5 separate regions of the Homo sapiens genome follow, and all the other regions are linked to region 1. Evidence: chromatin loops called from intact Hi-C (ENCODE). Cell type or tissue: B cell. All regions are shown on one strand. Each heading gives the region's core, and the rest is flanking DNA. Links, peaks and the distances in the headings are about the cores only.

What was found. A loop is a pair of places that touch in the nucleus more often than their neighbours do. Peaks named below come from ENCODE experiments on the same cell type or tissue, not always from the same donor. Only the 100,000 strongest peaks of a DNase experiment are listed, where the experiment ranks them.
Region 2: a loop joins it to region 1, with 18 times the contacts of the local background. A loop is called at or near these places in 2 of 110 quality-filtered maps.
Region 3: it touches region 1 in a loop (12-fold over the local background); 9 of 110 quality-filtered maps call a loop at or near these places.
Region 4: a loop joins it to region 1, with 8 times the contacts of the local background. A loop is called at or near these places in 9 of 110 quality-filtered maps.
Region 5: it touches region 1 in a loop (16-fold over the local background); 18 of 110 quality-filtered maps call a loop at or near these places.

The regions. Positions count from the first base shown.
Region 1 is chr3:13,329,022-13,334,835 of GRCh38, forward strand. It overlaps NUP210 (nucleoporin 210), which reads right to left. Exons shown (of 40, transcript NM_024923.4): 29 at 3,272-3,363; 30 at 1,439-1,613. Among named protein-coding and RNA genes, the nearest start is that of NUP210, 88 kb to the right of the region's middle. RefSeq lists a silencer at 1,738-1,905 and enhancers at 3,073-3,432, 3,753-3,802. In B cell, for the core only: no CTCF peak of the experiment used is centred there; DNase peaks (open chromatin) are centred at 3,370 and 4,050; H3K27ac peaks cover 1,587 bases.
Region 2 is chr3:13,108,184-13,113,997 of GRCh38, forward strand. It overlaps a transcript of IQSEC1 not described here. Among named protein-coding and RNA genes, the nearest start is that of IQSEC1, 38 kb to the left of the region's middle. RefSeq lists an enhancer at 2,450-2,789. In B cell, for the core only: no CTCF peak of the experiment used is centred there; a DNase peak (open chromatin) is centred at 2,658; H3K4me3 peaks cover 1,162 bases; H3K27ac peaks cover 3,735 bases.
Region 3 is chr3:13,089,688-13,095,501 of GRCh38, forward strand. It overlaps a transcript of IQSEC1 not described here. Among named protein-coding and RNA genes, the nearest start is that of IQSEC1, 19 kb to the left of the region's middle. In B cell, for the core only: CTCF peaks have their summits at 2,643 (motif pointing right) and 2,861; DNase peaks (open chromatin) are centred at 2,644 and 3,510; H3K27me3 peaks cover 333 bases.
Region 4 is chr3:13,410,877-13,416,690 of GRCh38, forward strand. The region is part of intron 1 of NUP210 (nucleoporin 210); the gene reads right to left. Among named protein-coding and RNA genes, the nearest start is that of NUP210, 6.5 kb to the right of the region's middle. RefSeq lists enhancers at 3,139-3,188, 5,589-5,738, 5,799-5,814. In B cell, for the core only: CTCF peaks have their summits at 3,361 and 3,564; DNase peaks (open chromatin) are centred at 2,805, 3,335, 4,618, 4,875 and 1 weaker place; H3K4me3 peaks cover 974 bases; H3K27ac peaks cover 3,443 bases.
Region 5 is chr3:13,450,465-13,456,278 of GRCh38, forward strand. No RefSeq gene overlaps it. Among named protein-coding and RNA genes, the nearest start is that of HDAC11-AS1, 27 kb to the right of the region's middle. RefSeq lists an enhancer at 1,147-1,728. In B cell, for the core only: CTCF peaks have their summits at 2,503 (motif pointing left) and 2,705; DNase peaks (open chromatin) are centred at 1,447 and 2,387; H3K4me3 peaks cover 1,648 bases; H3K27ac peaks cover 1,185 bases.

The DNA.
Region 1 (5,814 bases), core at 1,118-5,117:
GGGGACACCTGCCCCCAGCAGGATCCACCTCAGGAACAATGCAGGGCTGGACTTAGGGGTCCTGAGAGGAGTAAAGGCCACACTCCCCAGAGTGTCCCAACCTAGTGACAAGGTTCTTACTTCCCAACACAGCAGACTGGCCTCTCTATGAGAAAACCCACCCAGGAGTGTCCCAATCCATGACTTGAATAAATGAGATCACTATTTACATTGCAAGAGGGCCCCCTGGGCTGCAAATGTCCAGTTTCTTCAGAGAACCTGGCTCTTGGGGCATTTAAAGAAACGAAATCCTCCTCGATCGCAGGGGCAGCGCTAAGCAGGCCACAGCATGCCCTGCAGGCCACCAGGGGAAGGAGGGAAATGGGGATTTCTGGAGCCCAAGAACCCGAGCTCCATAAACAGCAGCCCTTGTTTCTCTGAGTCCAGGTGAAAATCTATCCTCGCTCAAAAGCTAGTGCTCCAAAGGTCTGAATTTCTTTAACAAAGTTCAGTGGTGCAGTGTCTGGTATACAGCTAGTGCTCAGTACATATTTGTTGAAATAGGATGAGCAGTCAGTCACTTTCACTCACCAAAAACTAGAGCGGGGGATTTGCTGCCAGGCACCCATTTTGAAACAAAATGATGTGAATTAATGAAAGAGGTCTGTGACCCAGGCAGAGTCTAAAGATTTAAGTGAGTGTGTGTCTTCTGTCATCCAGGGTTCAGCAAGTGGTGATGATGAGACATGGAAAGAAAATTCCATTCAGCAAAACCCCAGGACCTGACCCAGGGATGCTGATGGAGAAGGTCCCATCCGTAAGGAACACAGAACGGCAGAGGGCAGTGCCATGATATGGCAGAAGGACACGGCCCAAACCAGACAGACCCCATCACTCAACCCCCATGCAAGCTTAAGCAAGTCACTCTCACTCTGAGCCTCAGTCTCCTTGTCTGGAAAATGGGCCACCTCATTCTCAAAACCACAGTGGATGTCACGTACTGGATGTCACGACTTGTATGGCAGGTACTGAGCACAACATTCAATGCTCTTAAGAACAGACCATGTTCCAGACACTGGGCTGGCCCAGAACAGGAGCTCCACCATGGGTGGTGATAACATCAGTGGCCAGGCACAGTGGGTGGAGCACCCGCACTCCAGTCAGGAAGCTGTGGTGCCAGTCCCAGCTCTGTAACCTTACGCCAATCATGGACCTTGCTGGGCCTCATCTATGAAATGAAGTTCTTGGAATCAATGATTTCCCAAGGATCTTCGGCTCTGATGACCAGAAGATGCTGTAGCTTTTTATCTACCTAGGACCTTTGCCCCTGAGTTACTCTAAATGCCTGTCTACAGTTTCTTAGCTGGAAGGTGAACGTATTCACTTTTACACCTGAGAGGCATATTACCTCAGTGCTATTGCTTTCATTACTCCAAAAAGGAGGAGAATGCAACCCTACCTTTACAGCAACAATGATGGTTTGGTTGGCCCCAAAGGGCTCTTGTGCAATCACTTCGATGGTGGATGTCCCGATCATAGACCCTGATGCTAGAAAGCCTTTCTCATCAACATGCACAACTGGAACCTTTTCGGGTCCATCCAGGACGCGGTAGCTCAGAGAGGCTGCACCATCCCTTTGGAAAACAAAACAGAGCTGTTTTTGTAGATGGCAGCAGTGGGAGTGGGCCTGGATACAATGCCAGGAGATCTAAGAGTCTGTGGCTCCTCATGCTCCTGGGAGGAAAAAAGGCCCAATCTTGGCCCCACGGACCTCAGGACCACGTGCCGTCAGTTGTCTGAGGCTTCATCAGTCACCCACGGAAAAGTAATTCAGAAATCCAATGGTTCCGAGCAAAGTGTGGCGTCTCACTCTTCCCAGAGCAGTGCCTGCCGTGGGTCAGCCAGCAGGGAGGGAGAGACTATGAGGGCAGTTTCTTTCATCAGCTCCATGGGACATCTACTGTAAAATATCATTTCTGCAGCAAATTGTTCTCAATTTACTGAAGCAAGGCATCCTGGCATAGTGGAGGATGGGGCTTTGAGTCCGACAGAATCCAAAGCCGGTCCCAACATGTCCTGCCACCAGCTGTGTGCACATTATGTCCCCTCTTCTCTCGGCGTTGACTTCTTACTTGGTAAAAGGTGTGTAATGATCCTGTCTTGTCCTATTTCTAAGGACTGTCAACAGGATAAAAACAGACTACCCGCTAAGAAAACTGTTAGCAAACTACTGATACTATGTACTGGGTAGGAAGCAAATTATGCCGTATCTGTTACCCTTTTACATATTTATTAATATAATAAAGAAACCCAGGAAGCAAAGGCCTCCAGCTCCCACGGCTAGTTTCCATCATCTCTGTCTCTTCCACAGCCCTATAGATGACTAGGAGCAAATGTTATTGCCTCTGCCTAAACATTCTTCCCCCACCAACCCCTTCCTCTTAACCTGGGGAACTCTTATTCATCCTTCAAGAACTGCAGCCCGAGCATCTCCATCTGGGACATGCCTCCCCTAAATCCCCATGGACAGCACCCTTCTTTGGGCTCTGGTTTGAATACTACACCTTGCTTTTTAATAGCCTTCTCCTGCTACCCTCCTCCGGGGCACCCTATGTCACCCATATCTGTGTTCCTGGAGCCCAGCATGGAGCCTGGCACTTTGTTACTTTTGGCTGAATGAAAACATGTATGTGTTTCATGCAACATGTAAGTGTCCTGTGGCCCGTGGAGTCTCCCGCTTGGCAACTGCCATTCAAATGCAAGCCACTGTTACGAAAGGCATCCCCTTGGAATCAAAGGTAGGAATTAGGTTTGCAGAAGAGCTTTAAACAGCTTTTCCCAAGCGTTACTGTGCGGCCCCCTCGCCTGGGGATCTCCCTAGGGTGCAGCTTCTCCCTGGGCAGGTCTGGGGTGGGGCTTGAGAGCTGCATCTTCTCTTCCCGGTGATGCTGATGCTTCTGGCTCATGGGCTACACTCTGAGTGGCAAGTCTTGAAACACAACATTTCTAAGCTGGTGTTTTTTTCCCTTTTAAAGACTGAATTTTAGTACCTCGCATAAAAATGTTTCTAGGCTACAAGGAGGAAAAAGAGACCCACAGTGAGAAGTGATTTCAAGAAGCAGAGGAGCACCACAGAGAAGAGAAGGAGCAGGCAGAGGCCTCACCCATTCCAAGCACAGCAGGAGAAAACCTCCCTGAAAGTACCCATGGCTCCTGACAGTGTTGACACATGAGGTGTCGGATGCAAGCACAGCCGCACAACTTTGCTGGAAACAAGAGCTGAGTCACGTACCTGTTTGTCTGCAGCTTTATATATGAGTTGGGCGACATTAATATTTGTTCTGCTTCTATTTCAGGGTTGAGCAGCTGCAGCTTCTCAAACACCTGCAAGAGAGGGCAAGTTTCACTTCCGATGGGGCACTGGAGTCACATTCAGGCCAGATGTCTGCTTCTCTCCTAGCAGCAAGAGCCGAGGAGGGGCCAGAGAGGAGAAAAGCGGCTTTCTCGTCTGTCAGGTCACTGATGACATGATGTGAAGGGCTGACCTTTAAGAGGCCAAAGGTGTGGCCGGGTAGAGTAGCTCAGCCAAGGCAACACAGCAAACCCTCAGTCTCTACAAAATAATTTTAAAAATTAGCCAGGCATGGAGTGTGCAACTGTAGTCCCAGCTACTTGGGAGGCTGAGGCTTGCACTCCAGTCTGAGCAACAGAGCAAGACCCTATCTCACACACACACACACACATGGCCAAAGATATGATGAGAAAAGACAGGCAGGCTCATGTTTGTGTAGTCTAATGGGAGCTCCTTCAAGGAGCCTGGAAACACAGGCCTCTCCCTCCGTGCCCAGTGAGGAAGAACTTTACCTGCCAGGATGTGAGCGCGGAGGGCAGCACACACAACTCCAGCACCAGGGTTTGCTCAGGATAACTGTGCCAGGACTGAGCCTGGGCAAGGTGCCACCGAACTGCTCCCTTCTCTCACAGAGACATCCTGCTCCTCACTGCCACCATCTCAGAACAACCCCCGTTCCACCTCCCAGGCTCCTCTGGCTGGCTCTGGCCATGTTCTTGCAGGATCCACATAGACACACACAGGGGCCTGGTGAGGAGCTCAGTCCGGCAAATGATCAGCCTCATGAGGTCGGCTCAGATCTGATCCTGGGACGCCCAAGTGCTCCAAGGCCCTGGTGGCTCCCCGAGCCCATGGCAACAGCACTTACCTGGGAACTCCAGGCCCCTTCTCTGCAAGACTTCAGATGTGTCCACCACCTGTGTAAGTCCCCTCTCTCAGGCCCCTCAGGGCTGCTGCCTCCTCGGCCTCCCAGCCTGGCTCAGGGGCAACCACTCGCTGGCAGGTAAAGCTGTGCCCTGAGCTCTCCACTGGCCTCTGATCAGACCAGGTGGACACCCCTCGGGCCTGAGCCCTGGGCCATGGCCAATATCATCGGATCTGACGAGTGATTCTCTGAGAGGAAGATGGCCTGATTCCACCCCTCCCAGCTCCTCTGTGCTCTGTCCACGTAAGCCTAGATTTCCTTGTGTGTAACATGGTCCACAACTAACGTCCTCTCCATGCCTGTCTTGAGAGTTGTGGGCTCCATATGAGGTGACAGGAGGAACAACACTTCCCAAACGGTGAGAAACAGCCTTTGGGAGCTGGGTGGGGTTTTGGCGTCAGGTGAGACGAGGCTGACTCGGATGCCCCCTTCCGGCATCCACACGGAAGCCACCTCACTGAGTCTGACTCGGACACACTTACTGCCTGGTAAATACATTCATAAATAGGATTCCTTCTATTTTTTTTTAAACCATGCATTCCTATTTTCTCTCTTTAGATGGAGGGGGAGTTGTAAGATATTTCCCACTTTCCTGTTAACTATAAGAAAAGCAACAGCATGAGCACCATGGTAAATGGCAACTGATACTTGATATCACTGTCAGGGAGAAAACAGGGAGTGGCGGGGCCTGTGGCAAACTGGAGAGTGCAGCTCTAATGGAGTCAAGGTTGCTTCTCATTGCCTGCTGATTTTGCTGTGGCAGACACCATATCTTTAGGACATGCTGCATCTTAGATTTTTACCTGGAATCTTCCTATCTTTACATGACAACAAGCTGTCTCAAAGGCCTGAGTGAGCCAAATAAAACACGTTTGTAGGCTGGATCCAGATTCTCTAGTTTCTGATTTACTCAAACTCTACCTGCTGTCAGATAGGGAAACAGAGGCACAGAGCTGCCAAGTGACCCAACTGAGGTTACAGAATTTGGAAGCTGCAAAACCCTGCCTTTAATTCCATGATAGGCTCCAGGACTTACTTCCTTTTAACAAAGAACATGCATTTGGTGAGTGTGGGGATGTGCATGTGTACCTCTGTGTTGTATGTATGTGTCTCTATGTATGTGTGTCTGTGTGTGCATGTGTGTCGTGTGTGTGTGCATGTGCAGGCAGGGGTGAGGGGTTGGCAGATCGGTGGGGGTTTTTTTGTGGGTGTTTCTTTCTTGAAAAGTTTGCTTCTTTGCCCCTGATCAGGGAGGTGCTTGGGTTAGACATAGTTTATTTCTTCTTGAGGCGGGGACTAGAAACTGTTTCTTTTCTTGGGACATATAAGGAACACTTTTTGTTTTTCTTTACAGCTTAGGAGCACCCAGGGGTTACTGAGGCCCAGAGGAGCAGAACGAGGCCCTTGAAGACAAAAATGCTCTTCAGAGCCAACTTGCCAACTCTCCACCTTGCAGAGGGGCCCAGAGGGGCAGGAACTCGCCCACAGCCCATCCTATAAGTAGCAGGGACAGGCTGGATACAGACACAGGGCTGCACCCCAGGCAGGAGAACCACTA
Region 2 (5,814 bases), core at 844-4,843, 220 kb before region 1:
TTATTTCACAAACATTCTTTCCCCTCATTTTTTAAAACCCTAATTTCTAACAACGCCCTTATACCCACACATGTGGCTGTAATATAAATCATGACATGGAATCCCTAAGTTTTGTTATTGCTAACATTTTGTGATCATAAAGCAGTGTGGTGAGGCATTTTCTTATTTTTATCTAGTGGATTTCCTTCAGGAACATTTCAAGAAGCAGAATTATGGGTGGAAACATGTGGCCATTTTTGGGGCTCTCAGTGCAAGCGCCTGCACTGCCTTCCAGACACCACGTCCCATTTGTATCTCCACCAGCGGCAATGGGCATGCACATTCTATTTTTTTTTTTAGCCACATAGCACTCATGTTTCCTCTTGCCAAGATTCTCCTTTTGACGAAACACCCCCCTACATTGTGAGCTAGACTTGGTGGGCAAGTCAGCCAAGGCCCTGGGTGGACAAACTCATCCCTCTGAGTTTGGAATCCTGAGCTGAGTGGCTCCAGGGTAGAAAACCCAGCAGCAACCTCATTGCTCCTGTGTGTTTGCCATTTGGGTCTGCTTAGCATGGACAAAACTTAAAAACACATCAGTGAATCAAAAAGGGTAAGTCGCAACCAGATAAGCATCATCTGAGAGAATGTGTGTAAATCTCACAAATAAAACAGAAGCCTGTGGATCACACAGCCCCTCTGCTGGAGATGGGGTAGGGGGACCTGCAGGTCATGGCCCCCGAGTGAAACGTCTTGAAGGCAAATGCGGTAAACAGTGGACAGGACATCAGTCAGAGACAGTGTGGCCTCTACAAGTTCAGGCATCACATGGTCAATGCGTCCTGGGGCCTGGCCATGGATGCATGCGTCCAAACAGCTCCCAGAGGCAGCTCCAGTGGCCTCCAACCACCAACATGGAAGGGGATGGCCAGAGCGTGGGCAGAATGACTCTCACTGGGGAATCGCGGGGTGGTGTACAGGCATTACCGAGGGACTGGCATGCGCAATGCTGCATGGTGAAGGTGGAGGCTGTGACATAAGGACGGTCCACCTGGGGGAGGGTGGGGAAGCTATGAGCAGCCGAGGCCCCCCTCCTCCCTCCCATTCTCCCACCACTCTTTTTTCTTCTTCTTTTTCTTTCTTAAAAGAAGAGAGATGAAGGAAATAAGGTGAAATACAAATACCAGCCAATCTGGGTGGTGAGTGTGTGGATAGACAGAGCCCTCGATCAGGTAACCTGAGCTCATATCCAAGCTCTGCCACTCCCCGGGTCCAAAACTGCTTAAAGAAACTGCACCTGCCCCCAGAGGCTGTGATATTTGTCCCCACCCAAATCTCATGTTGAAATGTCATCCCCAATGCTGGAGGTGGGGCCTGCTGGGTGGTGTTTGGGTCATACGGGTGGATCCCTCATGCTTGATGCTGTCTTCCTGATAGTGAGTTCTGGCAAGATCCGGTCATTTAGAGGTGTGTGACCCTCCTCTCTCTCTCCTGCTCCCCTCTCCTCCCCTGCCCTTTCTCTTCCTTCACCTTCCACCATGAGTGGAAGCTCCCTGAGGCCTCCCTAGAAGCTGAGCAGATGCCACCATGCTTCCCGTATAGCCTGCAGAACCATGAGCTGATTAAACCTTTTTTTTTTTTTAAATAAATTACCCAGTCTCAGGAATTTCTTTATAGCGGTGCAAGAATGGCCTAATACAGGCTGTTACAAGGGATAAATTCTTTTTTTTTTTTTTTTTTGAGACGGAGTCTAGCTGTCGCTCAGGCTTGAGTGCAGTGGCGTGATCTCGGCTCACTGTAACCTCCACCTCCCAGGTTCAAGCGATTCTCCTGCCTCAGCCTCCCCAGTAGCTGAGATTACAGATGGGCACCACCACACCCGGCTAGTTTTTGTATTTTTAGTAGAGAGAAGGTTTCCCATGTTGGCCAGGCTGGTCTCGAACTCCTGACCTCAGGCAATCTGCCTGCCTTGGCCCCCCAAAGTGCTGGGATTACAGGCGTGAGCCACGGTACCCGGCTGGATTAAATTCGTTTTTGTTTATGAAGTGCTTAGAATGGTGCCGGGCATATAGGAGGTGTTATAGCAGTATTAGGCTATCATTTTTATTTTCCGTAGGCCTGAAACATTTTGTAGTTAAAGAAACCCGGCCGGGCGCGGTGGCTCACACCTGAAATCCCAGCACTTTGGGAGGCCAAGGCGGGAGGATCACGAGGTCAGGAGATCGAGACCACCTTAGCCAACATGGTGAAATCCCGTCTCTACTAAAAATACAAAGATTAGCTAGGCGTGGTGGTGCATGCCTGTAATCCCAACTACTTGGGAGGCTGAGGCAGGAGAATCGTTTGAACCCGGGAGGCCGAGGTTGCAGCGAGCCGAGATCGCGCCATTGCACTCCAGCCTGGCAACAGAGCGAGACTTCGTTTCAACCAAACTGTCCTGACTCTGTCTTCCACAGGCCTGATTCTGCACACCCACCACACCCCTTACCACCTGAGCCTGACATCTCACTCTGGCCTTCTTGAACACAAAAGCCCTGCCTGCTACCTTGGGGACACAGGGGCTTTCCAGGCTGCTGAGCATCTGCAAGAGCCAGCTTCCCCAGCCTCAGCCGCCTGAGATTTATGCTCTGCACTTCCTGTCACGGGTGTGGAGATTTACACTGGGTGAGTCGGGACACCAATTAAAGGGCCGAAGTAAATGAACCCTGTCTTAAAGAGCTTACCCAGGAAACAGACAGCCAGCTCAGCAGTAAACAATGACGATGCCTGGGGGGAATTACCGCACCAGCTGTCACCCCCATAAGAAAAAACAGGGTGGTTGGAGGAGCATGAAGATGAGAGTTCAGAAAGTGGGTGAGAAACTAAGAGGAACGGCCAGGGCCCCTGCCACCCAGCAAAGTGCGCCAGAGAGTGCTCATGCCCACTGCCCCAGCACAGCTCCTGCCCTGCAGAGGCTGGAGAGCAAAACACTGCATTTCCCAGGTACCATACAGCTGAGTCTGGGAGGAGAGTTCTGTCCTGACTTACGTTTTCTGATCCTCAGCCCACCTCCCCAGTGTGCCCAGGGCTCACCACACCCCACTAGCTTGGCTCCTTCCTGCTTCTCATTAGAGAGAGCTGTAATGCCTAAGTGAGGTGAGGCTACTGCTCTGCTACCTTGGCAGCCTCGTGGGTGGTGAGGGGCTGCTGGTGGCTTTCTCATCCTTAGACTGACAGCCTCCTGACCCCACCTTCCTGATGGGGCCGAGGCTGCAGCTCGCTGGCCAGGCCAGTTCTGCAGGGCTATTCTGGGATTGTTCCTGGAGGCCCTCCAAGAGTCTGTACCTGCAAACTTCCCACTGCGGGTAAGCACCTGACCCCTGGGCTAAACTCCTTCTAATTGAGAGCTGAGTGTTAGGGACTGAATGTTTGTGTTCCTTTAGAATTCATATGCTGAAGCCCTAACCCCCAATGTGACAGTATTTGGGGGTGGGGCCTTTGGGAGGTGATTACGCTGAGATGAGGTCATGGGAGTAGAGTCCCCATGATGATATCAGTGTCCTCATAAGAAGAAAAAGAGGCATCAAACTTCCCTCTCTCTGCCATGTGAGGACACAGCGAGAAGGCAGCCGTCTGTGAACCAGGAAAAAGGCACTCGCCAGGAACCCAATCCACCAGCAACCTGACCTTGATCTTGGACTTTCAGCCTCCAGAACTGAGAAATATATTCCCGTAGTTTAAGCCCCCACAAGTCTCCAGTAGATTATTATAGGACTCCCAGCAGACTAATACACTGGGTGATTTTGTTTTCTACAGCATCCCCTGCCATTGCCCTGGACAGCCCTCCCATCTCCTCTCCTTGCCCCAGCCCCTGCACCCTCATTGCTGTTCCCTGCACTTGCCCGCTTTGCACACGCTGTTCCCCTGGTGGGCTGCCCTGCCTTCCATCTCCCAGCTGGACTCCTACTCAGCCTCCAAGGCACCTGAACTGTCACCTCCCCTGGAGCCATTCCTGACATCTGTAACCCTAATGCAAACACACAGAGGGAGTTAGCGGCTTCCTCCTGGCCCCTGCTCTAAGTTCAACATTCACCACGGCAGGTGCCTGGAAGGACTCCCATGCTGGAGCTCTGCAGTGGACAGGGCAGCAAGCGCGGAGGTCACTAGCCAGCCCAGCCAAACCAGCTGGGTGACCTTGGGCAATTCCCCGACCTCTCCCTCTGAAAAGGGAGGCAAGACTGGTAACACCTGCCAACAGTCCGGAAGAGTCCCCGGCACATGTGCAGTGCTGCATGGGAGGTGGCGCTCACTCTCAGTGAGAGGGACTGACAACCAATCAACAAAGAGACGTCCGGAAAAAGCTCTGCCCAGCCCTGAGAGCCAGGAAGAGGACAGTCTGTCTAGGGTGGTCAGGGAGGGCTTCCCAGGGAGGGCACTGCGTGCTGGCCCCCAGGCACCTCTGAGCACCTGCCATGGTGGATGCGGCAGGAGCCTCGCACAGACAGTGGGCCAGGTGGTCCCGCAGCAGAGTGTGGGCTGCAGGGCCAGGGAGCTGCCTGCTGGCCTGCAGCTTTGGGTACGGGGGCGAGCAGGCCCACCTGCCCCTATGCCCCTCCCCTGACCTGGCCACACAGGCCTGACCACAGGGCCCAGGTGACACACGGAGGAGGAAGCCTGAATGACTCTGGAGGCTCCCACGAGTGGAAGCCACCACTGAGGTTCACGTCGTCACTGAGGCCAGGCCAGGGAGAGCCTGGTGAGACATGAGACAATGCTGTCACATGAATCAGTTCTGAATGTGCCAAATTTCATTCTGCTGTGATTAAAAAGCGGCTGGCGCATCATAAACTCACTGTGAGCATCAGTCACCGGGTCGCAAGCAGACACGCCTAGAGCTGCTCTGGGAGCTGCTGCTCTTTCCAGGCTCCTGCTGCATGCCTGGTGTGGCAGGTGTGGGCTGCCACTAGCTGCCTTACAGTGAGGAGACAGAAGCCCAGAGAGGGCAAGTAATCAGCTGAGGTCACACAGCTTGGGGGAAGCAGAGAGAGGGATGTGAATCTTGGTCGGCTGCCCCTTTGCCTTGGTCTGGGGGAGGCAAAAAAAAGTGCTAGTCAGGAAGGGCTGATTGATGCTGAAGCTGGGGACCAGGGTGGGTTCAATATGGAAGAGGCAGCAGGTAAACACATAGGCCCTGAGGCCAATCTGCTCACCCCTTACTGCTGTGTGATATTGGCCAGCCCCTTGACCTCTCTGGGCCTCAGCCTGTGCATCTGTGAAGTGGGGATGACGCTTGCCCACCCAGGGTGCTGTGTGAAGATGAGGGAAGTTGCAGCAGTGCAGCACCTAGAGGAGAGCTTGGCACACAGCAAGAAGCCTGCACCTGCCGCCCCTCAGGACTGTTTCCTGGGGTGGGCACTGCCCTGGGCATAGGGAGGTGGGGCGCGGAGAGAAGACGAGGCCTCCACCCTCTGGGAGGGGAGGAGAAGTGCATGCGGCGGTGGGAATGTGAGGCAGTGGTGATGGTGTGAGGGGCCAAGAGCCTCCTACACTGTCGAGAACGGTCACCAGGGCAGCCCCCAGCGTGGGCCGCATGGCAGGGGCTACTCAAACGACAGGAGTGTGCCCGCACTCTGGCCAGGCCATCCCGTCTTGGTGGCTACAACACGGAACTGTTCACACGTGTGCCTAGCTGTTGGTGAAAGCGAAACAGTGGAAGCACCCCGATGGCCATCCATGGCGGACTGGCTAAAATGTGCTACAGTGCCTTTGCTAAGTTGCAGGTCACCAAATGACTCATGTCAAAACGTGCTGGGAGCACAGAGCCAACTGCAGAAGTCTCCACATACGATGAGACTC
Region 3 (5,814 bases), core at 892-4,891, 240 kb before region 1:
ATCTTCTATGATTCGAATGGTGTGAAATGTCCAGAACAGGCAAATCCATAGAGGTAGAAAGCAGATGAGTGGCTGCCAGGGAATGGGAGGAGGCCTAGGGAGTATGTGGACGGCTGCGAATGGGTATGGAGTTTCTGCCTGGAGTGATGAAAATGTTTTAAAACCTATTGTGGGGATGGTTGTGCAACTCAGTGAATTTACTAGAAAGCATTGAATTGTACACTTTTAAAAACACTGTATATTTTAGGCCGGGCACGGTGGCTCACGCCTGTAATCCCAGCACTTTGGGAGGCCAAGGCGGGTGGATCACGAGGTCAGGAGATCCAGACCATCCTGGCTAACACGGTGAAACCCCGTCTCCACTAAAAAATACAAAAAATATTAGCGGGGTGTGGTGGCGTGCACCTGTAGTCCCAGCTACTCGGGAGGCTGAGGCAGGAGAATGGCGTGAACCTGGGAGGCGGAGCTTGCAGTGAGCCAAGATCGCGCCACTGCGCTCCAGCCTGGGTGACGGAGCAAGACTCTGTCTCAAAAAAAATAAAACAACAAAAACAAACTACTGTATATTTTAAATTTCTATATTCTATATTTTGGTTTGTTTCCCTACTGTTAGCACGCTAGCTTCATGAAGGTAAGGATTTTTGTCTGTTTTATTCACTATACTCTAGTGCCTGGAATACCACCGGTATTTAATAAAATGTGAAATGAGTGACTGAATGAGTGAGTGGATGTATGAATGAATGATTGCAATCTGAGCTCAAGGTGCTGCTCCCCAGTGAGTCCCAGCACTCAGGCACACCCCCATCCCGTGTTGCACCTCTCTGTGTCCATGTGTGCCACCCACTGGCTGCAAGTCCCCCACAGGACATGCTCATGGAGTCTGTGGGGTGATTGGTGACAGGCCTGGTGCAGGGGCAGGTCCTGGTAGAGGTAGGCCCCACGCTGGGCTGAGAGACTCTACAGCCCACCACATCCCGAGAGCCCCTTCTCCCTCCCCACAGCCTGGTGTTGATTTAAAGGGACTTTGCTGGGCTTCTGCCATGTGCCAGGTGCTCTGCTGGGCCTGAGGAGGCACACTAAGGGGACCTGGCACCCTGTGACTCGTATGAGCTCCGTAGAGATTTTAGACTTCGATCCTTGAGCTCAGAAGGACCTCAGCCGGGGACACTCAGGCACAGACAGGCTGAGAATGGAACCCGGGTATCCACAGTTCCCTTGACCAAAAGCCCTGTGCGGAATTTGAACCCCAGCCGCGGGGACAGCACTGGAAGACTGCACGGAGCTGCCTGACCAGCCAGGAGGAAGATTAATTTGGATTTGGCTGGCCTGGCCTCCTCCTCACCGCCCACACTCCTCTGCCCTGATGACCCATTCTGTGCTCGGTTTCTACGGCCTTCTCCCAGAGAGGTTTGTAAAGACTTCTCGTCACTCCGGTCTTGACTCAGTGGACACTCTCTCAGGGAGGGCTCCTGCCCACCTCTGTCCTGCACTCCCTACGCCATCGCTCACTCAGGTGCATGCCTTGACCCCGTCACCACTCTCCGAGGGCAGCAGCATCGGTCTCTCTGCCAGGCTGCTGGTTGCTGTCCTCCTTCCTCATTGGCATACAGACTCCAGGAGGCCAGGGGAGTCTGTTTTATTCACTGAAGCAGGCTCAAGCCATAGACCGTGCCTGGCACATAGCAGATGCTCAAAAAATATTTGCCGAATGAATGAGGGAGTTTGTTTACAGGACAGATGCTGGAATGAGACCCAGGACAGTGTTGCTGGGCCTTTGACTTGGGCTTGGGCCTACTGAAACCCATGCATCTTTTCTCCCATCTCTTCCCCTGGCCTCCTGGCCTCCCTGCCCTCCCTGAGCACAGCCCTCCTTTGTGACTACTGCAGGAGCAGGGGCTGGGGTGTGAAAGGACCCAGAAGCCCAGGTGGGACGGGCCCACAATGCTCCCAGGAAGCCCGACTTGGCTGTGCCTCAGCCTTGCCCCCGCTGACCTGTCTGTTCACCCCAGCTGTTCCTATGACCAGGCCCTTGTCAGCCCTCCCTCTGTATTCAGGGAAACTGAGAGGTGCCTGAAGCTCCAACATAAAAAACAAAGACACAGGCAGGCAGAGGACACGTGTGGCACATTTGGGGAGTCTTCAGGGGTTTTCCTAGGAAAGCCACATCCTCTGTGGAAGCCTAGACTGTTCAGGCTTCCTCCCAGGTCTCCTCTTTGGTCTGGGAGGGCAGCTTGGGTGGGGTCGGGGTGGGCAGGACCTGGAGGCGCTGGAGCAGGGCAGTCATGGGGGAGGTGGTCAGTGTCCCCAGGCCCCCCAGGCAGTTCTAAGGGCCTGTGCATGGTCGAGGCCAGGAGGAAGCTAAGCACAGCTCTTTCTGGGGTCAAGCTACCCTGCACTGCGCGGGGTCAATTGCCCTGCACTGTGCAGGGTCAGAACTGACTGCATCAAAAGGGGCTAGTGAGATGCCTGTGCCTAGGGCTAAGCAAGCCAGCAGGGACATACCAGGCAGGAGAAGAAGACCTTGTGAGCTTCTGCCAGCTCTGAGGACACCGTATCACGGGGGTGTTTCCATAAAGTGCTCAGGGAAGTAAGTTCTGGGGTTAGTACAGCTCAAAGGCGCTAGGTGTAATGCTCAGAAGTTCCAGCAGAGGGCAGCGCGCGGCTGCTGCAAAGTCCTGCAAAGAGATACCTGCAAAACACGCCCCGGCTGACCACGGACGTCCCAGAACGCTGTTGACCTGGCTCCTTCCCAGGCCTGCCCAGGCCTCATTCCCTGGCCACATGTCCTCTCCCCATCTGGGTTAGGCTAAAATAATCCCAGGAACTGAGATGCTGCCAAGAAGACACAACACAGAGACAGGACCCTAAGGACCAGGAGCAGCGCGTGCCTGGGTGCTGGGGGCCTCTCTGAGACGGCGACATTTAAGCCAAGAGCTAAATAATGGGAGAAGTCAATTTTAGCCCCTAACCCGAATTATTTCTGTTCCCTCACCAGAACAATCTCAATGGTGTCTCCTCTATCAACCCCTCTGATGGTGGCCTCTTCGCGTAAAACAGTCCACCAACATTCAGGCCCTGCGCTCTCTGGCCCCACCCACCTTGCAGGGTTCCTGTCCCAGTGCCAGCCCCTCCTCACTCTGCTCCAGGCACGCTGGCCAACTTTCCATCTCCAAGGCCGAACTTCTTCGAGTCCCGGGGCCTTTGCCCTTGCTGTTCCCTCTGCCGCGAGCACTCTTCCCCCTCCCGTAGCCGGCTCCTCCCATTATTTAGCTCTTGGCTCAGAGAGGCCCCCAGCACCCAGGCACAAGCTGCTCCTAGTCCTCAGGGTCCTATCTCTGTGTTGTGTCTTCTTGGCAACATCTCAGTACTTGGGATTATTTTAGCCTAACCCAGGTAACAAGTGACTAAATCACATCTCGGTGGCTCCACACAGGTCCTGCCCCTGCCCAGGGCACAGTCTGTGGTTTCACCAACTCCAGCTGGGGAGGCGAGAGGATACAGAGAGGCATTAAGAGCAAATAAACAAACTCACTTATAAAGGAGACATCGTCCCTCAGCCAGAGCCTCAGCCCCATACCTGACAAGACTAATCGGGCTCAAGGACGGAAGGAGACCTGGGGCCTCCATCCCAGCCCTGCCTGCTGCAGGGATGCATGCTCCTCCAGCATCCCAGGCGGTGCCATCTGAGCCCCAGCACCTTCAGTGATGCAGAGTTTATGTCCTCACCGGGCCCCAGGGGAGACCATTAGGAAGCTTCCTCCACAGGAGGAGCTGGGCTCCACCTCCTGCCATGCGCAGACGAGGGGCTTCATCCAAGTAACTGGTCCCTGTGGCTCAGGGCAGGAACTGGGGAGGCAGGGCTGCCTCCTCCCCAAGCTCAGGGGATGCCACGAGGGAGGAGGTTATTCAGTGTGATTCCTACGTGTGTCCCCTTCATCCAGCACATGGGGTGTGTGGCAAACCCTGGACAAGGGGACACAAGACGCATGCAGCTACAGCCTGGCGGCAGGATCAGGCCCGAGCACTGATGACGACTGAGGCATACACAGTTGGATCCACTGTCTGGCATCCAGCCCCTCTTATCCCTGAACCTCCTCCCCACTGTTGGTCCACGTGACTCCGCTAGGTCTCCCCCTGTCCGTTCTCAGCACCCTCTAGGTCCAGGGATGTGCACGTGATCCAGCCTGGCCAATCAGAGCATAAATCCCTCTGTTCTTCATAGTGATTGGCTTAGAGATGGGCTTGTAACCTGAGTCAGGCCAATGAGAGTCAGCCCTGGCGCTTTTGCAGATCTGAAAAAGAGACCTCTTCCGGCTGGGGCCACTGAACTAACTGGCTGTGAGCCTGGGGTTCCTGGTGCCTATCGTGTTATACTGTAAGAGCAAACCTTCCCAAGAATGAAGAAACAGGGCTGAGGGATGAAGAGAGAGAGAGAACCGTGACATCCGATCAGGGTCCTCACTGATACACCGATGGTAGCAGGTGGCACCTCGTATCACAGTGGAGAAGCCGGTGCTGTGGGAGTTCTAGGATGGAAGGCACTTGTGGCAGGGAGATCATGGAAGAGGCAGGGACTGCATCAGGCCTTGAAGGATGAGAAAGTTAACACAGGAAGATGAGTGATCAGGCATTCCAGATGGAAGGCGAAGGCAAGGCTTGCAGGGGCTGACCTTGAAAAGAAGGATTTCACTTCCACCCCTCTCCCGGAGCCACCTGGAAGTCCCATCCCTGCTCTAGACTCCCTCCCCCAATCATATACAAAACACAAACCACAGAGGCTGGCGAGATGCAGAGTGATGTCTGAGCCCCTTTAATTTTGTTCCTTTTTGTCAGGAAGATCTGTGTCCACTCAACCTCTCTCTCCTCCTGACACCCCCCACCTGGTGCCAGACCCTGCACTAAGTACTGTTCGTGGATCAGCCTGTGAGACTGCTTCCACCATTCCCCTCATAATACAGTTGTGGAAACTGAGGACAGATAAATCAGGAGTATGGCCTGTTCCTGGCCATACTACTGGACAGAGGGCTGCAGGGCTCAAACTCAGGCTGACAGGCTCCAGCAGCCACGAGCTCCGGGATCTTCTCCCACTGAGCACGGTGTGACCTGCCGAGAGCACCTGACCCTTCTGGGCCTCCACTGGGAATTCAGGGAAGATCAATAGTTGAGTTCAATTGTTACCTCCCCAGGCAAGGGATACATTTCGATGGACCATGGACACAGACTGAACCAGCTGCAGGCCACACGCTGAGAGAGGAGCCCAGCAAGTGCTCCTAAGCTTGTGGCTGTGGCTGCGGTTTTGTTCGGTGGTGATCATGACCATTTGTTGGAGCCACACCTGGGCAAACGCTATTGCACCGAGAGCCCCCCTCCTCTCCACCTTGCTTCTGGTTTACTGCAGTTTAATAACAATGCTCCACAAGTCAACCAGCCCAAGAATCTACCTCCATCTCTGCCTGTGGGTGGACCCCAGGCTGCGATGTGTAGTCTGGTCCACAGTATACACTGTCTTTCCCAGAGGTGAGCCTGGCATGGTCCCCGTCGTTCCTGAAGGCCCCAGGGAGTTGGAAAGGTGTGGTCAATCCCCGACCCCCACCTCCCAGGGCATCTCTGAGGAACCTGTGAAAAATGCACATTCTCGGGTCTACCCAGACCTCCCAAGCAGAAACCCTGAGGTGGGGCCCAGCCATCTGGGATTTAACCAGCCTTGGCGATGCTGGTGTGCGCTCCTTTAGGGAAGTGCTGGCTTCGTGGAAACAGCAGCACCGGGGGCTGATGGACAGAGCTAAGAACATTTGAGACATGTGTTTCCTACTT
Region 4 (5,814 bases), core at 1,101-5,100, 82 kb after region 1:
CACTGCACTCCAGCCTGGGTGACAGAGCAAGACTCTGTCTCAAAAAAAAAAAAAAAAAAAATTAGCCAGGTGTGGTGGCATGCACCTTTAGTCCCAGCACTTTGGGAGGCCAAGGTAGGAGGATTGCTTGAGGCCAGTAGTTTGAAACTAACCTGTGCAATAGTGAGTCTCTAAAAAATAATAATAATAAATAAAAATTTTAAAAATTAGCTGGGCGTGGTGGCTCACATCTATAGTCCCAACTACTCTAAAGGCTGAGGAGGGAGGATCACTTGAGCCCAGGAGTTTGAGGTTATAGTGAGCTATAATTGTGCCACTGCACTGCAGCCTGGGTGATAGAGCAAGAATCTGTCTCAGAAAAATAAAAGTACTACTGAAGTTTTAAAATCCAGCTGAAGGAAACTGGGTAAACCAACAATCATCTGAGAAGGGTGGCGCATTTCCCCAGGCATCTGAGAGTGAGTGTGGTTCTGGATCTGAGGCTGGTTTTGGACACAGCTCTGCCACTAACCAGCTGTGAGGCTCTTGGACCCAGGCTCCTCATTTGTACAGTGCAGTCATTCTTACCAAAGGAGTTTTGTTTATTGTTCATTTTTAGGATTAAGTGGGGGCATAGTATGCAAAGGGATTAACAGAAAAATTGGTTCTTTCATTTTGGCTCCCTCTGTCCATCCCCCCTGTCACCACCCCCACATCTCCTCTGCAACACTGGAAGCCCCTGCCTCTGGACCTGCAGGCTGTGGCCAGGAAGGGCAGTTGCCTAGACACCTGCACCTGCCGACGGCCCCTCCCCACCATCAGGCTCCTCTTGGTTGGACACCTGCCCTAGCCCAGTCACATACAGGTATGACTTGTATTCGTTTATTTACTTATTTATTTATTTGAGACAGTTTCACTCTTATCACCCAGGCTGGAGTGCAGTGATGCAATCTCAGCTCACTGCCACCTCCGCCTCCCGGGTTCAAGCAATTCTCCTGCCTCAGCCTCCCAGGTAGCTGGCATTATAAGCGCCCAGCACCACGCCCAGCTATTTTTTTTGTATTTTTAGTAGAGATGGGGTTTCACCATATTGGCCAGGCTGGGCTCGAACTCCTGACCTCAGGTGATCCGCCCTCCTCGGCCTCCCAAAGTGCTGGGATTACAGGCATGAGCCACTGCATCTGGCCAGCCACTGCACCCGGCCTAGTTTTTTTAATAGACAGGCTCTCACTCTGTTGCCCAGGCTGGAGTAGAGTGGTACAATCATGGATCACTGCAGCCTTGACCTTCTGGGTTTAAGCAATCCTCCTGCCTCAGCCTCAGGAGTAGCTGGGACCACAGGTGCCTGTGCCACACCCAGCTTTATTTTCCTTTTCTTTTTTTTTTTTTTTTAGTAGAGACAGGGTTTCGCTATGTTGCCCAGGCTGGTCTTAAACTCCTGAGCTTAAGCGATCCTCCTGCCTCAACCTCCCAAAGTGCTGGGATTATAGGCATGAGCCACCATGCTCGGCCCTTTTCTTATTATTGTATTAAATGGATTCTTCTTTACTAAAAAATTACTTTAAAAGGAAACCTTGGCCAGGTGTGGTGGCTCACACCTGTAATCCCAGCACTTTGGGAGGCAGAGGAGGGCTGATCACCTGAGGTCGGGAGTTCGAGACCAGCCTGGCCAACATGGCGAAATCCCGTTTCTACTAAAAACACAAAAATTAGCCGGGCATGGTGGTGGATGCCTGTAATCTCAGCTACTCAGGAGGCTGAGGCAGGAGAATCGCTTGAACCTGGGCAGCAGAGGTTGCTGTGAGCCAAGATCTTGCCACTGTACTCCAGCCCAGGCAATACAGCAAGACTCCATCTCAATTAAAAAAAAAAAAGGGAGGCTGAGGCAGGTGGATCATGAGGTCAGGAGAGCAAGACCATCCTGGCTAACATGGTGAAACCCCGTCTCTACTAAAAATACAAAAAATTAGCTGGGCATGGTGGCGGGCACCTGTAGTCCCAGCTACTTAGGAGGCTGAGGCAGGAGAATGGCGTGAACCCAGGAGGCGGAGCTTGCAGTGAGCCGAGATCAGGCCACTGCACTCCAACCTGATCAACAGAGCAAGACTCTGTCTCAAAAAAAGAAAAAAAGCCAGGCACAGTAGCTCACGCCTGTAATCCCAGCACTTTGGGAGGCCGAGGCAGGCAGATCACGAGGTCAGGAGTTCGAGACTAGCCTGGCCAATATGGTGAAACCCCGTCTCTACTAAAAATACTAAAATTAGCCAGGCGTGTTGGCACATGCCGGTAGCCCCAGCTACTCAGGAGGATGAGGCAGAAGAATTGCTTGAGGCCGGGCGCGGTGGCTCACACCTGTAATCCCAGCACTTTGGGAGGCCGAGACGGGCGGATCACGAGGTCAGGAGATCGAGACCATCCTGGCTAACATGGTGAAACCCCATCTCTACTAAAAATACAAAAAAAAGTTAGCCGGGCGTGGTGGCAGGCGCCTGTAGTCCCAGGTACATGGGAGGCTGAGGCAGGAGAATGGCATGAACCCGGGAGGCGGAGCTTGCAGTGAGCCAAGATCGCACCACTGCACTCCAGCCTGGGCGACAGAGCAAGACTCTGTCTCAAAAAAAAAAACAAACAAACAAAAAAGGAAACCTTACACACTAGTGTAAATAAGAATATCACAGCATTTGTCATCCATCCAGATGACTCAAAGCAGTGTCAGTAAGTCCTGGGGGGAAGCTGCTACCTGCAAAGACTCTAGGCGTCTGCCTGTTCTCTTGGGAGACAGGCAAACATCAAAGAGTACAATGAAAAGATGGTGTTGGCCAAGGCCCGAGCAGGAGAAAATAGGGAGTTGCTATTTAATGGGTACAGAGTGTCCATTTGGGAAGATGAAAGAGTTCTGAAGGTGGATGGTGGAGGTGGCTGCACAACAATTGTGAACGTACTTCATGCCACAGAACTCTACACCTAAAAATGGTTAAGGAGGTCGATTATATGTTATATATATTTTACCACAATTTAAAATAAAAAAATATGTAAACCACATACAGACACCAGAAGAAAACTTTTATTTTGAGGAAAATTAAAGGACTGACAGTGAGTTTTGAAAGAGTGAATTTTTCTCATTCCCACTGTCGCATGAGGCCCCACTGGCACACAGAATGTGCTGGCGTCTGGCAGGCACTGCTTTTGAGGGGGTGCTCCCCACTCTTCACAACACAGGAACAGGAGGCAGGCAGGCCATAGGGGAACTCAGGGACCTGGGTCAGGCCAGAAAGCAACAGTGAAAAGAAAAGAGAAGTGAGAGTTGCACAAAGAACAAGGATGGGTGAGGGTGGTGGATGACACACGCCACCTCCCATCCACCCGCGGGGTCCAGCCCCTAACGGTGCCCAAAGGCAGTGTCTACAGAGCGGAAGCCACCTCGTGGGGCTGACAGAGCTCAGGCAGAGTGGGGGACCCACAAAGGAAGCAGGAAGAAAATCACCCAAGGCCCAAGTCAACCCAGGTCCACAGACACTTCCTGGCACTTCCCTGCTGCGGGCCTGGTGAAGGGAGTTGAGCAAGGCCCGGTCCAGCCCTGCAGGGGCCACAGCTACAGACAGCCCTCAGGGGCCAGGGAGAACGAGGCCCAAAAACCAGGCCCAGTCTAACCCTGCCCACATCTGACCTGGCATTCTCCTTCCTGTCTCCTAACCACAGCCCACAAGGTCCCACATGGCCCCGCCCTGCCAACCTCTCCACCCTCCCTCCCAGCCCTGCTGCCCTGGCCAAACGTGCTGCCTTTGCGCACTTCTGACAAGCTCTATCTCTCCTCCGGCCCTTTGCACTTGCTGTCCCCTCCAACTCAACCCCACTCCACTCCTAGTTCGACTCCCAGGAGGCTTATGCTGAGCGCCCTCCCCAAAACACATTCCATGCCTTGCAGTTCTGTTTCCTTCAGGACTTACTCCTGCCTCACATGCATCCACAGATCTCATCTTAATTAACCGTTTAACTCCGGCAATCAACTGTGAGTCCCTGAGAGCAGGGCATCTCCTGCTGCTTCACTGTCACATCCCAGGACCTCAAGTAGTGCCTGGCTCATAGTAAGAGTCACAGACAGGTGGGTGTGGTGGCTCATGCCTGTAATCCCAGCACTTTGGGAGGCTGAGGCGGGTAGATCACAAGGTCAAGAGATCTAGACCATCCTGGCCAACATGGTGAAACCCTGTCTCTACTAAAAATACAAAAATTAGCTGGGTATGTGCCTGTAGTCCCAGCTACTTGAGAGGCTGAGGCAGGAGAATAGCTTGAACCTGGGAGGTGGAGGTTGCAGTGTGCCGAGATCGTGCCACTGCACTCCAGCCTGGCAACACAGCGAGACTCCATCTCAAAAAATAAAAAGAGTCACAGACATTTGTCACCTCTTATTCAGTGACTCTCCAGCCCTCCTCGGTGAAATATGTGTCGTCCATCAGTGCTTGTCCCCTGGTGCTCAGGCAGGACGGGTCTTCACCGTGTGCCCTCTCCCAGGCCCTGCGGGAGCTCTGGTTTCTCCACCCCACTTTCTAACTGCCAGAAATGCCATCAAATAGGCCCAGATGATAACGCAATCGACCAAAGCCTGTGACTCTAAGGCCAGGCATAAGGAAGGAGACAGAGATTTGGCCTAGGTGTGTGGGGATGCAGCATGCACACAAATTGAGTGGTACAGGGGAAAACACTCTCAACGAAAAGAGCAGAAGTACAGGTGTGGGCTCAGGGAAGGCCAAGTGAAGGAGGTACAGAAGAGCAAACTGGGGGCCTCCCGTCGAATTCAACTCCCTCTTTTGGGTTGTTTCCACTTTGTGAATTTTTTATTTTGACTATGGGGCAACTTCTTACAGGCCCTGTTGCCTCACCTGTGCAAGTTTCCAGCATGTGACCTGCTGACGTGCCCGTCCCAGAGGCTCAGGGTCCCTGAGCCCAGCAGAAGCCAGCTAGGCCAGATGACACTCTGACTTGGCTCAGCGTGCATCCCTCACCCTTAGTGCCCAACTTCACCCACGAAGGCCTGTGAGGGGATTTGCTGCAGCTTCCCCTGCTGGGGCAGGGAGAGGGACCCAGGACATCCACACGCAAGGGTAGTGCTGGCCTCTGGCCTCCCACAGTCACCCCTCAGCAAAGAGGGACTCCCCAGGGGTCATCTGAACTGCCTGGGGTACAGCATGCCCCAAGGCCAAGCTCCACGGCATAGGGACCAGTGCCCTCCCTGGCCCTGAAAGGACTCCCATCTACCTGTTTGAGAATCCTTACACCTGTGACTGAGAAGTGCCCCAGACCACATAAGAGAGGGTGTACCCTGGTGCAGGACCAGGCCTGGCACACGTGTTAGATGGCTCCAAGGTGCCCAGGAGAGACTGTCAGGGGCAGGAAAGGAGAAGTCTGTGAACAGCTTGGTATGGCAGTCACTGTGCATGCTGTGTCTGGATGTTGTTCACCAGGCAGGTCCACATCCCCTCCCCACCTCAGCCAGGGGAGCTGCAGGTCGTAATTCAAAACAGAGTGTCTCCGCCAGAGGCCCGGGAGGTCGCACAACATCCCCTTCCCCAGGGGAACCAATGGCTGCCTGACAGTGGGTACAAAAGCTCAAAGCTTGGTCTCTTCGCCTGAAGGCAGGACAACCTGCAGGCAGCCTCCCTTCCCTATCCAGCTGCCCAACAGAGCACTTTCTCTGTAAACTAGGGCAGCAGAATCCTGCCTCAGGCTCCACCCCTGGGAAACCAATCTGAGCCACTCACTTTCTCCAAGACAGCGCCCCCTTGCTGGAGCACCCAGAATACCCTGGGACTCCATGACAGGGAAAGAATCAATGAG
Region 5 (5,814 bases), core at 881-4,880, 120 kb after region 1:
CACTTGAACTCAGGAGGCAGAGGTTGCTATGAGCCAAGACTGCGTCACTGCACTCCAGCCTGGGCAACAAGAATGAATGTCTGTCTCACAAAAAAAAAAAAAGAAAAGAAAAGAAAAGAAAATTAAACTCACTATGTGCTACTACTACATAGCAATTAAGATGGCTAAAATGGAAAAACGCAGGGCACAGTGGCTTATGCCTGAAATCCTAACACTTTGGGAGGTGGAAGCAGGAGGACTGCTTGAGCCCAGGAGTTCAAGACCAGCCTAGGCAACATGGGGAGACCCTGTCTCTACAAAAAATAAAAAAAATCGGTTGGGCGAGGTAGCTCACGCCTGTAATCCCAGCACTTTGTGAGGCTGAGGCAGGTGGATCACTTGAGGTCAGGAGTTCGAGACCAGCCTGGCTAACATGGTGAAACCCTGTCTCTACTAAAAAAATACACAATTAGCTGGGCGCGGTGGCATATGGTTATCCCAGCTTCTTGGGAGGCTGAGGCAGGGGAATTGCTTGAACCCGGGACATGGAGGTTGCAGTGAGCCGAGATCGTGCCATTGCACTCCAGCTGAGCAATAAGAGCAAAATTCTGTCTCAAAAAAAAAAAATTCTTTTTAAATTTAAAAAATTTAAATTAAAATAATTAGCCGGGCAGTCGAGGTATGGGCCTGTGGTCCCAGCTACTTGGGAGGCTGAAGTGGGAGGAATGCTTGAGCCAGGGAGGTTGGGCCTGCAGTGAGCCATGATCAGGCCACTGTACTCCAGCCTGGGTGACAGAGCAAGACCCTGTCTCAAAAAAAACAAAAGAAAACAAAAAAAAGGGTTAAAAAAGAACAGACACTTCATAAAAGATCTACGAATGGCCATTAAGTACATGAAACTCACAGTCATTAGTCATCAAATAAATGCAAAGTAATACCACCATGAGACACCATTTCCTACCTATCAGCACCATCTCAAATGAAGTGTGGCATCAAATGCTGCCAAGGTTGTGGAACAACTGGAACTCCCATACACGGCAGGCGTGAGTTTGATCTCAAGTGAGTCCTGACCTCAAGTGATCCTCCCACCTCGGCTTCCCAAAGTGCTGGGATTACAGGCGTGAGCCACTGAGCCCAGCCCGCAGGCGTGAGTTTGAAACTGTACAACTGCTTTGGAGATTGGTTGGGCAGTTTCTTATAAAGTTAAACAAATTCTATGACTTAAGCAACTCTAGCTACTCACCCACGTAAAATGATACGTTACCAAAAAATACTGAGCACAAATAAATATTCACTGTAAGGCAGGAGGCAGCCGGGACCAGACTCCAGATCAGATCGAAGACTGGCGGAAACTGAGGAGAGGCGCTTAAAGCCCCTCTCCATAAGACACGCCCACCACCTCCATGACAGTTTACCATTGCCGTGGCAACACCCGGAAGTTACTGCCCCTTGCCGCGGCAACACCGGAAGTTCCCGCCCACTTTCTAGCTAATTCTGAATGACCCGCCTCTTAATTAGCATGTCTTTTAAAGTGGACCTAAATACGCCTACGAAACTGCCCCTACGCTGCTACCCTCTGCACAGTTCCTGTGGGGGTAGTCTTGCCGTGCCAGAGCAGTCGTCATTGGAGCTGTAATAGTGCCGCGCCGCCTCAGCAAAGCTGTTTTCTTCTACCTCCGGCTGGCTCTTCAGGTCTTCCTGGGGAAGCCAAGAACCTGCCCTGCATCAGTAGGGCAGGTTCACAATAGCCTAACTGGAAGTACCCAAATCTCCGTCAACAGGAGAATGCGGCCGGGCGCCGTGGCTCACGCCTGTAATCCCAGCACTTTGGGAGCCCGAGGCGGGCGGATCACTAGGTCAGGAGTTCAAGACCAGAGTGGCCAACATGTTGAAACCCCGTCTCTGCTAAAGATACAAAAATTAGTCGGGCGTGGTGGCATACGCCTGTAGTCCCAGCTACTTGGGAGGCTGAGGCAGGAGAATTGCTTGAACCCGGCTGGCGGAGGTTGCAGTGAACCGAGATTGCACCACTGCACTCCAGCCTGGGCAACAGAGCAAGATGCTGTCTCAAACAACAACAACAACAACAAAAAAACAAAAACAGGAGAATGCATAAGTTGTGGTATATTCATAAAATGAATACTAGTTAGTCAGCAATAAGAAGGATTATGGAGTTTCAGTAGTTACTAATAAACTTGAAGGCATGAACAAATCCCATAGGCATAATAGCTGTTTTGTTTTTCAGAGGCGGTCTTGCTCTGTCGCCCAGGCTGGAGTATGCAGTGGTGAGATTATAGCTCACTGCAGCCTCAGACTTCTGGGCTCAAGCGATGGTCCCAGGAGCCTCGGCCTCCCAAAGCACTGGGATTACAGGTTCACACCACCATCGCCGGCCACTGTTGAAGGAAAAATGCCAGACGCAAAGAGAATGTGGACTCTAAGATTCCATTATTTTAAGTTCAGTAACAGGCGAAACTAGCCGATCACATTAGAAATAAGAGCAGTGGTGGCCTCTAGTGGGGAGGGAAATTCATTAAAAAGAGACAATTTCTGCAGCGAAGGAAAGGTTCTATATCTTGATTTGGAGATTGAGCCCATACATACATACTTAAGACCAGCGTATTTTACCTTCACTAAAATATAATTCTTTTGGATTTGAAAATTTAATAATCAACTAAACACATTTGGACATGGACACGTCCATTCTGTCCCAATTTATTGAGCTCATCCTGTGTGTGGCTATCATTGAATCCTCCCAACACCTCCTTAAGTGGGTACTATTACTATTCCCATTGTTTAGATGAGAAAACACAAATGCAAAATACCTGAGCTACACTTGCCCAAGGTTTGCAGGATGGGAAGGTGAATAAGAGACTTATTCACCTTCAGGGGTTTGTGCTCCTGATCCCAGCGCTACCTGTTCTGGGCCCTGGGCTGACTGCTGGGAGCCTTCATAGACCCCACAGGCCAGAGGAGGAGACAGTGTGTGGGGTGGTGATGACCACAGGGCATGTCTAGTCCCTGGGGGATGGATGGGGCAAGGTCCTAACTCCACCTGGGAGGATGGGAGTGGGTATGGGAGAAACTCTGTTATGAGAGTGAGCTCAGGGCCACTGGGGGCAGGGGTAGGGGTCACCCTACAACATGATCTCATAACTGATCAGCTTAGCTTCAAAATGCATTTTAAAACCTTTTTTCTCCCTTTCTCCAGTCTTAGCCTTGAAACAGTCACACTTTGTTTCTCTCCCTTCCCACTAGACACTCCCTGCACTGCACTGGGCTAGTTTATCTAATTATGGGCTTGCTTAGAAATTCCAGAGAATAGGCCAGGCGCCTCACCTGCTTGAACTTTTCACAACTCCCCCTGGCCTTCTACCACAGTGCCCAGACTTGACTGCAGCTTGGATCCACCTGGGGAGCATACTGAAAGTAAAGATTCTGGCTGGGCACGGTGGCTAACGCCTGTAATCCCAGAACTTTGGGAGGCTGGGGTGGGTGGATCTCTAGGTCAGGAGTTCAAGACCAGCCTGGCCAACATGGTGAAACCCTGTCTCAAACCGCAAAAATTAGCTGGGTGCGGTGGCAGTCACCTGTAATCCCAGCTACTTGGGAGGCTGAGGCAGGAGAATCTCTTGAATCTTGGTGGCAGAGGTTGCAGTGAGCCGAGATCGCGCCACTGCACTCCAGCCTGGGCGACAGAGTGAGACTCTGTCTCAAAAAAAAAAAAAAAAGGCCGGGCGCGGTGGCTCACACCTGTAATCCCAGCACTTTGGGAAGCTGAGGCGGGCAGATCACGAGGTCAGGAGATCGAGACCATCCTGGCTAACACGGTGAAACCCCGTCTCTACTAAAAATACAAAAAATTAGCTGGGCATGATGGTGGGCGCCTGTAGTCCCAGCTAGTCGGGAGGTTGAGGCAGGAGAATGGCGTGAACCTGGGAGGCGGAGCTTGCAGTGAGCTGAGATCGTGCCACTGCACTCCAGCCTGGGTGACAGAGAGAGACTCCATCTCAAAAAAAAAAAAAAAGAAAAAAGTAAAGATTCCCAGATCCCCGTGTGGAGAGTCTCAAAAATGGAAAGCAGAGGCTTCTGAGGGGAATGTGTCAGCCTTTTCTCCTTCCTCACTTTCATTCATCTTCTGGAAAGGGGCACACATGAACTGCATGGACTTTAGTCACCTTGGTTAATTTCTACCTGCCTCCTAAGGAGGAAGGGGAGGTTGGGGGGTGATGGGGGTTGGAGGGTCTACAGGCCCACAGGAGGATTGGACTAAAGGTGTCCCATGAAGAGCAGTATTTAAGATTAGATTCAGGCTGGGTGTGGTGGCCCACACCTGTAATCCCAGCATTTTGGGAGGCCAAGGAGGGCGGATCACGAGGTCAGGAGATCGAGACCATCCCGGCTAACATAGTGAAACCCCGTTTCTACTAAAAATTCAAAAAAAATTAGCTGGGCATGGTGGCGGGTGCCTGTAGTCCCAGCTACTCAGGAGGCTGAGGCAGCAGAATGGCTTGAATCTGGGAGGTGGAGCTTGCAGTGAGCCAAGATTGCGCCACTGCACTCCAGCCTGGGTGATAGAGCAAGACTCCGTCTCAAAAAAAAAAAAAAAAAAAAAAAAAAGATTAGATTCTGAGAGAGTCATTCCACCTGTGTCCCACACACCAGGTAAGGGGTTGCTCTGATGTCTTCCTGGAGTTAGGTGAGAGCTTTGCCTGCTTTGTCTCAGTTCAGGAGAGTCTGTCCATGGGATGTGGAAAAAAAAACCTTGAGCAGGAGCTGGACACTGATGTATCATTTAGCAACTGTTGCATAACAAGGCACCAAACTTTGTTGCTTTAAGAAAACAGTGACTTAGTATTGTTTAGGACTCTACCGGTCCGCTGAGCGGTTCTGCCCTGGGCCAGGTTTGGCTGACCCTGGCTGGGCTCCCCACTGCAGTCATCCAGAAGCTCAGCTGGACTGGCAGGTCTAGCACAGCCTCACACACCTCTGCCAGTTGGTTAGCTGATGTTTGGGGTGGTGCCGTGTCTCCCTCCCTCCAGCAGGCTAGCCTGGGCTTGATCCTAGGGCAGTGGATGACACTCTATTTCCCGTGAGAGTAGAGCATGCAGGGCCTCCCAAAGCCTAGGTTTGTAATGGGTACCATAAACCAAAATGTATCTGTGACAGGTCTCAACCAATTTAGAAAGTTTATTTTGCCAAGGTTAAGGACATGCCTGCGACACAGCCTCAGGAGGTCCTGACGACATGTGTCTAAGGTAGTCAGGGTACAGCTTGGTTTCATACAGTTTAGGGAGACACGAGACATCAATCAAAACATGTAACATGTACATTGGTTTGGCCCAGAAAGGTGGGACAACTTGAAACATTCTTTTGAGTTTCTGATTAGCCTTTCACTGAATGCACAATTTACAGGAATAGTCACGTGCCTTAGTCTGGCTTAGTGAACCAATAGGGCAGAGGAAGCAATCAGATATGCATTTGTCTCACATGAGCAGAGGGATGACTTTGAGTATTGCCTGTTCTTTGTCCTCAAGGAATTTCTTTGTGGGTAAATTGCAAGCGTGGTATGTAGCTTTTTAAAATCTTGACCGGGTGCAGTAGCTCATGCCTGTAATCCCAGCACTTTGGGAGGCTGAGGCAAGTGGATCACTTGGGGACAAGAGTTTGAGACCAGCCTCACCAACATGGTGAAAGCCCGTCTCTACTAAAAATACAAAAACTAGCTGGGTGTGGTGGCGGGCACCTGTAATCCCAGCTACCTCGGAGGCTGAGGCAGGAGACTTGCATGAACCCAGGAGGCGGAGGTTGCAGTGAGCTGAGATCACGCCACTG